Linked DNA regions of Homo sapiens: region 2 is linked to region 1. A link is a loop called in an ENCODE intact Hi-C map of the cell type or tissue named here. Cell type or tissue: OCI-LY7. All regions are shown on one strand.

Region 1 (2,500 bases):
GAGGAAAAATACTAAGCCTTAGTGTTCTGAGGAGGCATTTGAATGACATGTTAATTAAGTGGCATTGGTGCCAGAGGCTGAAGGCTTTGATTTGGCACAAAATAAAAGATGAGTGACAGAATGATTCTCTCAAAGAAAATTTTAAATTTCCTTAGGTTTTCTTTTCTTTTTTCTTTTCTTTTTTCCTCTCTCCTTTTTTAAAAAACAAATTTATAGCAAATGATAATGGTTACAATAGCAGAGAATAGTGAGTACTTATATGTGGTCAGATCTATGTGTCCTGGTATACCAACTTTTTATATTTATTAACTGATATTAAGTATTTCATTTACTTAGCAGAAATTTATGTAAATATATTAAGTGTGTAATTAATTTTGGTCAGATTGAACCTCAGCAGATGGAATTGTGTTGTTCTCAGCCTTTTTTAGCAAAACTTCAGTCTCCGATTAAAGAGGAGAATACAACTGCTGTTGAAGAGATAGGAAGAACAGAAATGGGGAACAAAAATGAAGTAAATGACAAATTTTCCATTGGCGACCTACAAGAGGAAGAAAAGCACAAAGAAAGTGATTTAAGAGATGTGAAAAAGACACAGATCCATTTTGATCCAGAAGTAGTTCAGATAAAGGCTGGAAAAGCAGAAGTAAGAAGGTTTTTTGGCGGGGGCGAGAGGGTATTATTTTAAAAAATCTTATGTTTACACTGTTAAAACTTGTTGTTTGTAGATTGACAGACGAATATCTGCATTTATTGAAAGAAAGCAAGCTGAAATCAATGAAAACAACGTCAGGGAATTTTGCAATGTTATTGATTGTAATCAAGGTAACTACCTGGAAATTAATTTTCATAGGGTTTTAAGCACAATTTTTATAGTTGCTCTAATCTTTTATTTATTTTTTAAATGAATAGCTTTTAGAACACAATTCAATTTATTTCATGGATTTAGTTAGTAATTAAGACAGTAGAGTTTCCTTCTGCTTAATAATAGACTATATTGCAAACTGGTTTTCATTTTGGTTACACAAAGTAAATGCTAACATTAAAAAGTGTTTATCACAGGTGAAGATTATTTTAAAGTTCCTTTAGGAAATGAAGGTGAGGTACGAGTGAGAAGGTTGATCTATCTCACTAGTAAAAGGAACTGAGCTCTATGAATTTCAAACCTATACATGTACTGTGAAATCATGATGTTAATACGTAAGTGAACTTAGTAAAGTTAATATTCCTCCAGAGGGAGCAGTTTTCTCACTACTCCTGAGCTGTTTGAAATGTCCTGTGTCACGATACAACCAATTTATCATGAAGACCATGGTGTCTTGCTTTTTTCCTTTCTGCCATAGTGCATACATTTGCTGTTTTTCATCTGATTCACCTTTACCTCTCTACTTGATGCTATAGTACATTTACAAATCTGCAAGTATGCTGCAGAATACAAAATATTGCAATGCAGTGCCATAGATTATACTCAGGCACCATAGTAATAATCAGAACAAGTAGTTCTTAGGAAAAATTATGGAGAAGAGTTCATAATTGGAATGAACATGTTTCTTGTTGCCTCTAATATCTCATGGCTAATTATTATGAACATAGAATTGTCAGATGAACCTAGAAATGACTCATATCACATTGGTACACTGATTCTCTTAATGAAATAATATAGGCTGGTATTGGGTCCTGAATTTAGCTGTGTGCTACTATTAACATTACACATGTGCATCTCTAAATTTGGTATATTTTCCTGTTAGCTTTTCAGAACAGGTGCAACAATGGCAAAATCTCAGGTACTACAACCAACTACAAGCGACTATGAGAAAGGGTTTGTTGAGAGAGCAAGCACATGTGTCACTAATGTTATTCCTCTGTTCTCCCTGCTAACTCTATTATTATAAACCACCAGGGGATAGAAATTGACGAGAATTGAAATGCTCAGCAGGATTCCTTGGCCCATTCAATTCTTTGCTGGCTCAAAACAGTGCTAGCAAGAATTGCTGTGGAGAGTGACTAGCAGTCATACACTCACACCATGCTGAATTTCTCACTGATGGTCAGTTAATCTATATGTTTGGAATATAGTTCTGGAATGGATGATAGCTTCTTTTTTTAACCCTTAGCCCCATGAAATGGTAGGAAGAGAATGGAGAAAGGATGGCCCTTTAAGCATATTTTGAGGTGCCTCCAAAAAAAAAAAAAAGGAGGAAAGATGTCTATTTAGTCTCTAGATATAAAAGCTAAGTGGATTTGGAATTTTATGCATACTATTTGATTTATCAACAGAACTACTAAGGAAAGTTCAACTGAAAAAAATACAAATGTATTTTAATATGTTAGTGTGTTCCTTTTAATACCTACAAATTTAACCTAACTATAAGCAGTGGAATTTTTAAAAATCAAATTTCATAGGGGGGAAAAAATAATTTTTTTTAAAGAATCTCATTTACCAGCCATTTTTTACAAAATATTCAGGGGAATTTTACAGGAGATTTACTGCCAATGTGTGGCC
Region 2 (2,500 bases), 460 kb after region 1:
TTTTTTTTAAGAAAGGAATATGAGGGTAAATTCCAGAAGCAACTGATACACAAGTTAGAAATATAATTGCCACTGGGATACAGAATTTAAAAATAGGACAGAAGACTGCTGTTTTTCATTATAAATTATAAGGCTATGCCTTCAAAAATATATACACACATTACCTACTAACAACAAACATATATATATATACACACACACACACACACACATATATATGTATATATACATATATATATATATTTTTTTTTTTGAGACGGAGTCTTGCTCTGTCGCCCAGGCTGGAGTGCAGTGGCATGATCTCATCTCACTGCAACCTCCGTCTCCCAGGTTCAAGCAATTCTCCTGCCTCAGCCTCCCAAGTAGCTGGGATTACAGGCAAGTGTGACCACGCCCAGCTAATTTTTCTATTTTTGGTACAGACGGGGTTTCATCATATTGGCCAGGCTGGTCACAAACTCCTGACCTCAAGTGATCTGCCCGCCTTGGCCTCCCAAAGTGCTGGGATTACAGGCATAAGCCACCGTGCCCGGCCACAACAAATTTTTTAAAAGAGAAAATAAGTTAGGATATGAAAATAGTAGATTCAAAATCATACTAGCTAGTTTTTTAAAAAATAGGCCAGGCTGGGGCGGTAGGATCACTTGAGGCCAGGAGTTTGAGACCAGCCTGGGCAACATGGCAAACCCTGTATCTACTAAATATACAAAAAATTAGCCAGTGTGGTGGCAGATGCCTGCTGTAATCCCAGCTACTCAGGACGTTGAGGCACAAGAATAGCTTAAGCCTGGGAGGCAGAGTTTGCAGTGAGCTAAGATCGCGCCACTACACTCCACCCGGGGTGACAGAACAAGACTCTGTCTCAAAAACAAACCCCCCCCCAAAAAAATGTACATACTTATTAACAGTGATTACCTCTGGTTGGAAGATTATAGTTGATTTTATCTTTCTTTAGACTTATTTCTCGACAGACATTTACTAATGTCATAATCAGAAAAAAATTAAGTGAATAAACAACGAAAAGATCAGAACCCCGAATAGTTTTCAGCAATTTTCTCGAGAACCTGAATCCTAACATGAACACTGAAGGATTCTGAGACCTTGCTACCACCTGCCGTCAGATCTTAATAGTCATATCTCAAGCCCTGTGGTGAGGCTTAACTGAGATAACCTAAATAAAGCATCTCCACCTGTCTTAGTGTCTGGCACATTGTCATATTCTATACATGTGATTTCCTTCCTTAATTTGATACAAACCATCTGCTGCCTCTTGCCCCTGTGGTTTTGGGGACACTTTCTGTATGCATGCCTGTGTGAACATGTCCAGTCTCTGGTCCTGCCCCTCCTCTCTATCTGCTGCTAAACAAACTTTTATTCTGACAATTGGCAGGGTATCTTCCTTCTTTCCGCTTCCCTTGCCTTGCAGAATTATTTCCATATGAGTCTAACGTAAGAACAAAAGAATAAGCAGATAAAAAGCCCTGAATAATGACATTCAGATTAAATGGTAAACTGCATGAATGGGTAGAAAGATCAAAGGATTTCAATCCTGGTTCTGCTGCTCATTAATTGTGTGACCCTGAGCAAATTACTCAACATCTATTAGCCTCAGTTAACCCACTCATAAAATCAAGATAATTCCTATTCCATAATGTTGTTGAAAGGATTACAATGACAGAGTAAATACAAAATATATAGCATTTTAAAGATAGGTTAGCTTTCACCCTGCTTCATTTCCTCTATCTAGAATGTCTTTGAACTACTGGTATCTTCAGATTAATTATATAATAGATGATTTAAAACAGATTAACATGTTAAACATAAAAATGTCAGATTAACATGTTAGACATAAAAATGTCAGGCCACAACTAAACTATTAATAGAAGAAATTTCGGTTAATATTTAGCATCTCTATGGCTTTCAAAGCTGAAAAATGATAGAAGAGAAGAAGACCAATGTGTTTAAATAAAAATACTACTTGTTGACTTCTGCTTCTTACAATACAGTGGACTAGATACCCAACACACCTAGATAGATTTCCTGGATAAAACGCCACAAACACCCTTTTAAAGATATTCTTAAACTCTAAGAAAATAAAGTTGTGGCTTGACACATGGCTCACACCTGTAATCCTAATGCTTTGGGACGCTGAGGTGGGAGAATTGTTGAAGAACAGGAATTCAAGACCAGCCTGGGCAACATAGCAAGACCCCCATCTCTACAAAAAAATAAGAAAATAAGGGATATCCCCAAGGACCCAAAATCAACAAGGAGCTAGAAACCAGCATGTTAACCTGATGAAGCTGTGGCTTCCTTAAAGGAATCTGCTGGTATCAATAACCTAGAGGCATGCTTTTCAGGGCTATCTGGGAAACAGAGAAAGGTCCTGGGTCTAAGCAGAATAGGGAACTGGAACTGGGATCTCTGCACAAAGCCCCGAAGGACTACAATGTAAAAGTAAACCAAAAAGATCCACCTGAGGGAAATATGTCTGTCTCTG

The links. A loop is a pair of places that touch in the nucleus more often than their neighbours do. Peaks named below come from ENCODE experiments on the same cell type or tissue, not always from the same donor. Only the 100,000 strongest peaks of a DNase experiment are listed, where the experiment ranks them.
Region 2: it touches region 1 in a loop (3.0-fold over the local background); 1 of 110 quality-filtered maps calls a loop at or near these places.

The regions. Positions count from the first base shown.
Region 1 is chr14:36,312,834-36,315,333 of GRCh38, reverse strand. MBIP (MAP3K12 binding inhibitory protein 1) reads left to right here. Exons shown (of 9, transcript NM_016586.3): 3 at 419-643; 4 at 726-822. Among named protein-coding and RNA genes, the nearest start is that of MBIP, 6.6 kb to the left of the region's middle. In OCI-LY7, a CTCF peak has its summit at 1,238 (motif pointing right); no DNase peak of the experiment used is centred here.
Region 2 is chr14:35,854,994-35,857,493 of GRCh38, reverse strand. All of the region lies in intron 4 of BRMS1L (BRMS1 like transcriptional repressor), which reads right to left. Among named protein-coding and RNA genes, the nearest start is that of BRMS1L, 30 kb to the right of the region's middle. In OCI-LY7, CTCF peaks have their summits at 922 and 1,121 (motif pointing left); a DNase peak (open chromatin) is centred at 1,183; H3K4me3 peaks cover 1,984 bases; H3K27ac peaks cover 2,123 bases.